Linked DNA regions of Mus musculus: region 2 is linked to region 1. The links are chromatin loops, found by intact Hi-C in ENCODE. Cell type or tissue: left cerebral cortex. All regions are shown on one strand.

Region 1 (5,000 bases):
TTAGGGCTGAAGAGATGGCTCATCAGTTAAGAGCACTGCCTGTTCTTCCATAGGACTTGACTTTGAGATTCAGCACCTACAAGGTGACGCACAAATATCTCTTACTCCAGTACCATGGAAGTTAATGCCCTCTTTTGGCCTCTGAGGGCATCAGGCACATTTGTGGGATACATTCAGGCAAAAAACCTATATACCTTTAAATTTATGGTTTTTTAAAAAAGATTTATTTATTTATTTGTTTGTTTGTTTGTTTATTATATGTGTGTACACTGTAGCTGTCTTCAGACACTCCAGAAGAGGGCATCAAATTTTTGTTATGGATGGTTGTGAGCCACCATGTGCTTGCTGGGATTTGAACTCAGGACCTTTGAAAGAGCAGTCGGCGCTCTTAACCGCTGAGCCATCTCACCAGCCCTAAATTTATGTTTACATATAAATATTTATGTTTATATATAAATATATATTGTTTATTTAAGCATTTACTATCAGAGTGACATTTAGTTTTCTCATTTAGTAAGCTCTGCACAGAGCATGGTGGCAAACACCTTTAACCCTAACAATTGGGAGACTGGGAGATCTCTTTGAGTTCCAGGACAGTCAGGGCTTCAAAGAGGGACCCTGTCTCAAAAAAGCAGAAGCAACGACACAGGTCTTTAATGTTCATTCTTTTTGTTTGTTTGTGTTTTGTTTTTTGAGACAGGGTTTCTCTGTGTAGCCCCTGGCTGTCCTGGAATTCACTTTGTAGACCAGCCTGGCCTTGAACTCAGAAATCCACCTACCTCTGCCTCCCAAGTGCTGGGACTACAGGCGTGTGCCACCACTGCCCGGCATTCATTCTGTTTTTATCAGAACCTTTGCAGGACATTATTTATTTAGTGCAGGTTCCTAGAAGTGTTAATACTGACTCAAGGAGGGTGGAGCATTTAAAGGTCCTCAGTTACTCAAGAATTACTGGGTCAAAGAGGATGGCTCATTCATAGCATTTCAAATAAAAAGTATTGCCAAACTGCTTTCCAGGAAGGTTTTCTAATTCACTAGTGAATGGTTACTGCAGTCCTGTTTTTCTGTCCCTACCCTTTGTGCTTGTGTGCATACACATGTGGTTTTGTTTGTTTCTTTGTTGTTGCTGGTTTTTTGAGACAGGGTTTCCTCTATATAGCCCTGGCTGTCCTGGAACTCACTTTGTAGACCAGGCTGGTCTCGAACTCAGAAATCTGCCTGCATCTGCCTCCCAAGTGCTGGGATTAAAGGTGTGCGCCACCACTGGCCGGCATTGTTTTGTCGTTTTAAGCCAGGTTTTGCTACTTACTCCAGACTGGCCTGGAGCAAGTGCTCCGTCTTCCTGCCTTAGCCTTCCGATGTCTGAAATTACAAGCATGCACCACCTGAATTCTTTGCACGCTTCATCCTACCAATTATTATTTTCGTTTTAGAGTTCTCCCCACTCCCAATACAATTGTCTAGCCCTACCTTGTTTTTTTTACCTAAACTCAAGAAGCTTAGTCTGGCCTTGAACTCCTGACTTTCCTGTCTCCTAAGCACCTGCCAAGTGCTAAAATTTCGGGTACGAAATAGCAAGCCTGGTTTTAATTGTATTTTGTTGAGTTTTTTTTTTCCACCATTCAACTTGTGAGTCCATGTTGACTGACTACTGACAGACCCACAAGAGCACGCTCACTACTTAGAAGTTTTCCAGCCTGCCTTAATACTTGGACGAAAATGGGGGTTTTTACAAATCACGATGGTGGAAGGTACTGTAAAGGCGTCGGCTCTCCTTGCCAGGAAGCAACATCTCGCGGGATGTCGGTGGTCCTTGAGTCCTTGGACAGGACTACAAGGCCCAACATGCAATGCGCCCCAAGGTCCAAGCGGCCGAATGAAGGCCTGGAGCCCTTATCACGTGTCAGCTTGCGTCAAGCGGCCGGTTGTCACTCCCACGCTTTTTTCTTCCGCTTGCACCTTGGTCGCCATTTTGTGTTGAAGGTTGTAGAACCTCTGAGTCTCGTCGACTCTATGGTCAAGCATTTCGGGATTCGACCAATCGTAACCCCGAACTCGGAAAAAGAACCCGCCTTTATCCGCAAGGAGGCGGGAATTGCCACGAAGCTCCTGTGGAGAGAGAGGAAGAAGCTGAAGAAGACCAATAAGAAGGATGGAGTTGATGACGCCAGCCAATTGGAACGTGGAGAGATAACGACCAATGGGAGTGAAGGGACTCCGAACACGTGGGTGGGGGAGCTGAGCGCTCAGACCAAGGGCTAAAGCTGGGAGGTGAGTCAGTCACCTTGAGCAGGGAGTGTGCTGTGGGCCGAGCAGGGGCTGCAGGGGAGTGGGAGTGCAGGTGACTTGGGGCTGGGAGACAGGGGTCCGCAAGGCCGTGGGTTGTGCCACGTGGAGCACCATTTGCCTCCAGGGATAGGGAAGGAGGACTAGAGTCTTTAAGCCTTATCAATTAATGTTAATTACCAACGGTAATGAGCGATAAACGGCCGCTGGGGAGAGTAGGGGACAGCAGTGTAACTTGGGCAGGATCCTGCACGACGTCTGCCAGTTTCTGCCTCCGGTCTTCCCGGGAGACCATTCCTTTTCGCAACATTTCCCTCTTGGGGCCTGAGCCACCTCCTTTTATTTCCGATCTCGGTTGCTGTCCTTCTGCAGACCCGCTGCGCAGAGAGTGGTTGACCCCGGAATCTGCTCTGTCCTTCTGACCTCTAATGCCCTCCTTAGCTGGGGTATAGGAAGAGGGTTGGGGGGAACGATTGGAGGTGGATGGGGACAACAGGAGGTTGCCAGTATAAGCAGACACCCGGGCTTTCATAGGAATTACGGTTTTTTTTTTTTTTCTTTTCTCCCCCTTCTTGCAGATTGAAAAATGCAGACCACCAAGGCACTGCTCATTTCTCCAGCTCTGGTAAGCGGAAGCTCCGGGTTTCCCTATAGTGCCGGGTATGGTATGGGAGCAATCATGTTTAATGAATGGACTAAGAGGGGCTGGCGTTCCGTGATGATGATGATGGCTATTGGCGGAGGGTATAGGAGCTGTTGCAGGTAACCTATGTTTATTCAGGCCTGTAAACCAAGCCGTCGTGGCTTTCTGAGCGTCCTCAGATAAGCTAGAGCTGACCTTTTATTACAGTCCTGGGTTGGCTGTAGCCAGACAGCCGGAAAACAGTTTTTCTCAACCTCGGCTGCGTGTTCAGTTCATCTGGAAAGCCTAATGCTTCTACTGCCCAGACTGCTCCTCAGACCAATTGCATCAGACTGAGAATGAAGGTGGAACCCCTAAGCAATTTTGGTAGAATGCCCCAGGTGATGCCAATGTTCTGCCAAGCCTGAGAGTCATTGTACTGAATAATGTGTCAAGCAATCCGTGTCACTGGGAGCTTTCCTAAGATGGCTGTTCTGGGAGTCAAACCAGGCTTCCTGGCCCGCTGCCTGAAGGATATATGTTGCTGTGAATGCATCTTAGTAAATCTCTCCCCTTGATTGCCTTTTGTTACCTCAACAACTGACTGGATGTTTGGGTCTTACTCTATTCTGGGAAACTGATTAGGTCTGTGCCCTTGGAAATGGACTTTGGTATCCGGTTTGGTTTGGGTTTGGTTCTGAGGATTGACCCCCGGGTCTTGTGAGTGCTCCCCAGCCTAGTGCATTATATCAAATGGTGATTGCTGCCACCCTGGGCTCCCACAGACTATCAGCATAGCTGTCTCCGATGTAGACGGACCTGAGAAAATAAGTTAATTGACCTTGAAATTGATTGGACTGATTGTGACAAACTCCTGTCACTTAGGTTGGGTTTGGGGTTTTGGTTTGTTTTTGTCTGATTTGGAGCAATATATCTTTCTGACTTTACAGATTCGCTCCTGTACCAGGGGTCTAATCAGGCCTGTGTCTGCCTCCCTCCTGAGCAGACCAGAGGCCCCATCTAAGCAGGTAAGGAAGTCAGGCCCCTCAGGATATCCCTCCAGTCAGCTGAGGTGCTTTTAGGAGAATTAAAGGATCTACGACACCCTTGCAATTCCAAGTCTCAAATGACAGTCAGAGATGTGACTAGCCCTGTGTGCTGACATTGTCCCTGCACACAGAGCACTCTGCCCTTTGAGGCTGGGTGCCAGCTGCTTCTTAGCTCAGGTGGATGGGGTGAGCATGGCGGCTCCTCACTCCCCCTGACTGCCTCCCTCCCTTCCTTCCAGCCTTCCTGCAGCAGCTCCCCTCTCCAGGTGGCCCGACGGGAATTCCAGACCAGTGTCATTTCCCGGGACATCGACACAGCAGCCAAGTTCATTGGTGCTGGGGCCGCCACAGTTGGTGTGGCTGGATCAGGAGCTGGCATTGGCACAGTGTTTGGTAGCTTGATTATTGGCTATGCCAGGTAAGTTCGGGGCTGCCTGTGTTGTTGCTCCACTCCACTTGGGGCAGAGTCTTAGCAAGTGGGAGTCTCCAAGTTGATGTTCTTTAACCTCCTGTCTCTCCAGTGACCTAAGTCAGAATTGAAGCATGCCACATGTGAACTTGCCGAGTTGCTAGTCTCCTTTCCTGCCCAAGTTCCCAGGGTAGCTGTAGGCTAGCCCCTTTCCTGCCCAAGTTCCCAGGGTAGATGTAGGCTAGCCCCTTTTGAAATAGTAGCACACTCCCCTCCCCTGACCTGGACCCTCACCCTTTTCTGTCTCTGGCAGGAACCCATCTCTCAAGCAGCAGCTCTTCTCCTATGCCATTCTGGGGTTTGCCCTGTCTGAGGCCATGGGACTCTTCTGTTTGATGGTCGCCTTCCTCATCCTCTTCGCCATGTGAGGCTCCCTGGGGTCACCCAGCCGTCCCTGCTGCTTTGACTCCATGCCAGTCCTGGTGCTGGAGTCTACTGAGCTTTACCATTAAACAACAACAACAACAACAACAACGTTTCTCTAAACCATGTGCCTGTGCCTGTCTTTCTACCCCGGGGGTAGGCGGCGTCTTTGGAATGGTGAGAAGTGACACTTGGGTCAGCCTTGGTGATA
Region 2 (5,000 bases), 250 kb after region 1:
TAGAGACAGGAAGTAGCTCTCAGTGTTCTCTATCCCCTCAAAGAACCTATAGCTAGTAACTGGAAAGAGGTTAAAGCTCACTAGCAAAAACTAGCAGTGCTCTGGGAGACAACATTATTGAGATAGTGAGAGAGAAAGGGGCAGGGATGGTAGACGAGGGAACCGCATGCAAGGGACATTGGGGAAACTGTCACCATTGGAATCCCGGCTGATATAACCTTTGTCCCAAGACAAGAGTTAGAGGTGATAGGTCAGAGGGTGCCACACCCATTGTAAAAGCAATCACAAAGAGAGGAACTAAGTGTCAGGCAGGGAGGGAAGCAAGGGTCAGATACAAAGATACAAACCAAACGGGTCACCAGCAGCCACACAGAACAACCTTCTCTTCTCTTCCTGCTTCACTCCCCTCGTCCCACAGTCAGGACCAACCCCAGGGCTTTGCAGATACTATACAGCATGCCCTTAACCCATTATCTTTGTATTTAATTTTGAGACAGGGTCGACCAACCTGGACAGCCTCCTGAGTTCAGAGATTCCAGGCATGTAATAAAAATACTCTTGATAAGATTAATTTTCATCTCTTGGAGGGGGTTAACTACTTGCCTGTCTTCCTTTGAAAGAATTATACCAGTCCCAATGCTGACAGCTGACAGGCTCTCACTACCTAACCTTGGCTGGCTTGCAATTCTCTCTGTAGACTAGGCTGGCTTTGAACTTAGATCCTCCTGCCTTTGCCTCCTAAACACTGGGATTAAAGTCCAGCGCCTCCACTCTGGTAATCTTGTCTTTTTCTCTGCAGAGCAGAAGGCCAGGTATTCCGGGTTTCTTCCCAAAAATTGACACAGCCTCACAGACACTTGGTCCTTGCCCCATTCACCCCTAGTTATTTTCTGGCTTCATAGCATAGACCAGTTGGCAGCTGGTGATGCAGGAGATAGGGGCAGAGAATCTGAGTTTGAGGCCACCCTGAACTACATGAAAATTCCTGTTTCAAAACAACTGCCATTAAAAAAAAAAGTCACTCACTTCTGACAGGTGATAAGCGATAAGTCCTGGGCAGTGCAGGGCATTGCCTTTAATCACAGCAGAGGCAGAGGCAGAGGCAGAGGCAGAGGCAGAGGCAGAGGCAGAGAGGCAGAGAGGCAGAGAGGCAGAGAGGCAGAGAGGCAGAGGCAGAGGCAGAGGCAGAGAGGCAGAGGCAGAGAGGCAGAGGCAGAGAGGCAGAGGCAGAAGCAGAGAGGCAGAGGCAGAGGCAGAGGCAGAGGCAGAGGCAGAAGCAGAGAGGCAGAGGCAGAGGCAGAGGCAGAGGCAGAGGCAGAGGCAGAGGCAGAGGCAGAGGCAGAGGCAGAGGCAGAGGCAGAGGCAGAGAGGCAGAGGCAGAAGCAGAGAGGCAGAGGCAGAGAGGCAGAGAGGCAGAGAGGCAGAGAGGCAGAGAGGCAGAGAGGCAGAGGCAGAGGCAGAGGCAGAGGCAGAGGCAGAGGCAGAGGCAGAGGCAGAGGCAGAGAGGCAGAGGCAGAGGCAGGTGAAACTAAGTTAGAGGTCAGCTTGGTCTACAGAGTGAGTTCCAGGACAGCCGGTACTACACAGAGAAACCCTGTCTAGAAAAACAAAGCAACAAAAAATTCTGTGTGACCACCAGAGTCCCCGTGGAGAACAGGACAGGACCTTTGAGTTTCTCCCACATGCTAGAGCAGCCAGGAGGCAAACTTTTGGGGGCTGAGGGAAGTCCTTTTCTAGTCTCATCTAAGATCAATGTTTGCAGCCCTGATTCCCTATCACAGCCCCTGCCTGCTCCTTTGATACAAATACTTTTAGGTTAGATCTGTGGGAAGTCGGGGTAGGGGTGTGTGTGTGTGTGTGTGTGTGTGTGCACTAACTTAAGTCTAAGCTTGAAATTCTCCTAATGGGGGAGAGGGTAGAGCCCATAGGAAAGTTTGGGGAGTTTTCCACAAGAAACATGCAGACTGAGAGTGGGGGTGAGCACTTAAAAACTGTCAAGCCCTCTCTGCTTCAAGAATAAGTATGCCCATCACTAGAAATTAGATCTGACAATTAAGCTAGGATTCCTGCCCCCAACACTCGCAACTTCACAAACTCCTTTCTTGTTCATTAACCCGTAATGGGCAAGGGAGGGGGTGCAGAGAGGTCCAGCTTACATCACACAGCATCAGAAATAGGATTAAAACTCAGGGATCTCTACTGCCTCTTGAAGAAATTACCTGAACTCCGGAGGCTCTGTATGTTCCCTGTCCTAGCTAGTCTGCGCCCCGGTGCCAGTGAGGAATCTGGGACTAGGCGTCACCTCTGGGGTCCCCTGCCTGGGGTGGACAAGCAGAGGTGATTCTTACTGGGTAGGGGCAGGGAGATGGCAGCTGCCGGTGGGGTAGCAGGAGAGATATTTTTAGAGGTGACTGGAAAGCAGGCACTCTGGCACACCCCCAGCTGGCGGGCGCTTCGCTCTAATGCGGGCGGGGGGTGCGTAGCTCGGGGAGAAGGAAGGACTTGTGGGTGGCGGGGAGCTATGACAGTCCCCGGAGATGAAGGGACACTGGGTACCATTAACCTGGGAAAGGAGGGGGTTCAGTTCTCTGCCCCTGGGACTACCCCACCACCAAGCACATGAAACACACTCAAACTACACACAGCCCCCACCCCAACATTTAGATCGCGGTCCTCCCGGAGCCCAAGACTCATGCGGGGCAGCAGCGGTCACGCTGTCTGTCCCAGCTGAGTTTGGAGTGGAAGTAGTGGGAAGGGGGCTACTTAAGGGATTTAGGGACAGGATGGAGCAAGGGGTGCTTACGGGATTTGGGGGGTACGCGGTCTTATCCACCCCCGGATTTCTGAGCTCCGGCTCACGAATCCCTCCAGCCCCGAGGGACTGTGGATGATGTGCTTCTGCTCCGTCCCTTCCACCTGCCCCCCATCCTCGGGGCCGCCGCCGCGTCCCCTTTAAATGCCGGGGAGCCAGAGCCCGAGCCGCGGCGGGCGCTGCGGCAGCCGCAGCACCCGGGCCCACCGCAGTCCCCGCACGTCACAAGCGCCCAGCCAATCACCGTGGCGCCGGCGCACATCAAAGGGGCGGGCTGCCCGGGAGCCACGCCTCCGGGCTGTCCCGGAGGCCGCGCGAGCGGCCGTGAGACTGGGCGGGCGGGACGGGTGGAGCGTGGCGCGTCCCGTCCGAGGAGCGTGGGTGCGGGGCACCCTCTGCGTGCGCGTGGGCACGTGCGTGAGTCAGTGTCACACTGCCCGCCTCCTGCTGGGCTCGGCGCCAGGACTCTGCAGGCAGCCCTTCCACCGCCCGGCTTCCCTCCTTGTCGCGGGACAGCCGGGTGACCGGCCCGCCAAGCAGCCCTCCCTCCATGTGCTCCGAGCTCGCCCTCTGCCCTTCCGGGAGGAGTCGCGGCATCCTGCCGAGTCCTCGGAACCCTGTCCCCAAATTACCGGGTACTCGGGCTTGCCGATGGAAAAGCTCTCCCAATCCAGCACCGCCTAAACTCGGAGTTGGAGAACCGACACTTGAGCACTGTGGTGCAAATAAAACCCGCTTTCTCCCAAGTTCCCGCTCTTCCTCTCTGGCGAGCTTTCCCTTCCTTCCCACCCCTCAGAACACTAGATTACGATTAAAAGAGAGGAGGTGAAACCTGCACTTTCTGAACCGGTGCGACGAACCCAGGAGAAAAGACTTGTCCAAGAGTTCGAACACAAGGACACCTCACTTCAGTCACAGAACAGGATCTGTGGGTGAGGAGGTGCACCCTGGCCTGGGTCTACCTTCAACTCTCCTATCATCCTCTAGCTTTGAATACCAGAGCTCCGTGCTTCCACCAGCAGAAGGCAGATTGGCAGAAAAGTTGCCGATACGATGGACCACCCGCCCAAATCTTTGAGGGCGACGTCTCCATTGCCCCTGCTCCCTCTCTAACACGCCAGCGCCCCTTCACCTCTTTCCTGAAGTCCAAGGGCTACCGGTGTTTATTCTACCTAGCTCTACCTAGCGGTGCTCAGGCCCTGGGCCTTTTATCTTGAGTCGGGGTGGGAGGGTGGGTCTCTTATAATTTGTTGCTACCTATTCTAGGCCCGACCCTGAGCTCCTAAATCTCCTGCTTCCATGTCCAATTTGATGGATTAAAGGCCCGAGTCCCCACACCCTGCAATCCCTCCTCTTAAAGAAGCAGTTTCATCTCCACACCCTTCTCAAAGACAGGCTCACACAGCCTTCATCATCTGTGTTGTATCTGTTCTCGGCCCTCCAATGCCCCCCAGACCCCCCCCCCCTTTGAGACAGTTTCCTGTCGCCCAGGCTAGTAATGGGCCTTGCTGTATAGTCCAGAATGACGGTCTACTCCCGAGTTCCTGCCTCTACCTTCTGAGCGCTGGGATTAAAGGCATGTGTGCCACTATGCCCTTTCTTAAACCAGCCCTAGGTGTACTTGAGGGGAGTGGGTAGATGGCTGGAAAGATTTGAATGTCTGGATCCATGCTCCCATCCTTGTTCTCCTTCCAAAATGATGCCACTGAGGCTCTGAAGAAATCGAACTGGGAAGAGCTAACCCAGCTTGCTTGGGCTATCCAGTTGATGAACCGTAGCGTTGGAGTTCCAACCCAGTTTGCTTACCCATGACCTCATACTGCGCCTCTCCCTTGTCACTTTTACTCTTTTTTAAGTAAATTGAGGGCAGAGACCATGTTTGCCTTTGTTGTTGTCTTCCAAAAGGGCAGGGTTTCTCTGTGGAGCTCTGGCTGTCTAAGACCTCGCTCTGTAGATGAGGCTGGCTTTGAACTCCGAAATCAGCCTGCCTCTGCCTCCCCAGTTTTGAAGTTAAAGAATTGGGCCACCACCACCCGATCGATCCATGTCTGTTTTACTCAACACTGTGACCCAGACCCCAGGATTTAATCTGGACACTGACACCTCTAGGCCTTAGATGTTTGTTTTTTGCTGGCTCTGGTGGTGGCACTCACCTTTAATCTCAGCACTTGGGAGGCAGAGGTAAGTG

The links. Hi-C counts contacts between places; a loop is a spot of excess contacts. Peaks named below come from ENCODE experiments on the same cell type or tissue, not always from the same donor. Only the 100,000 strongest peaks of a DNase experiment are listed, where the experiment ranks them.
Region 2: a loop joins it to region 1, with 2.9 times the contacts of the local background. A loop is called at or near these places in 1 of 42 quality-filtered maps.

Annotation. Positions count from the first base shown.
Region 1 is chr11:96,072,898-96,077,897 of GRCm38, reverse strand. It overlaps Atp5g1 (ATP synthase, H+ transporting, mitochondrial F0 complex, subunit C1 (subunit 9)), which reads left to right and starts at 2,267. Exons shown (of 5, transcript NM_001161419.1): 1 at 2,267-2,341; 2 at 2,865-2,911; 3 at 3,859-3,936; 4 at 4,197-4,375; 5 at 4,680-5,000. The coding sequence starts at 2,873. The coding sequence ends at 4,794. In left cerebral cortex, CTCF peaks have their summits at 2,056 and 4,373; DNase peaks (open chromatin) are centred at 2,018, 2,995, 3,309 and 3,703; H3K4me3 peaks cover 2,825 bases; H3K27ac peaks cover 2,051 bases.
Region 2 is chr11:95,822,513-95,827,512 of GRCm38, reverse strand. It overlaps Phospho1 (phosphatase, orphan 1), which reads right to left and starts at 3,013. Exons shown (of 3, transcript NM_153104.3): 1 at 2,804-3,013. It overlaps Gm38958 (predicted gene, 38958), which reads left to right and starts at 3,102. Exons shown (of 1, transcript NR_164195.1): 1 at 3,102-3,558. In left cerebral cortex, no CTCF peak of the experiment used is centred here; DNase peaks (open chromatin) are centred at 2,448 and 3,112; H3K4me3 peaks cover 1,758 bases; H3K27ac peaks cover 1,311 bases.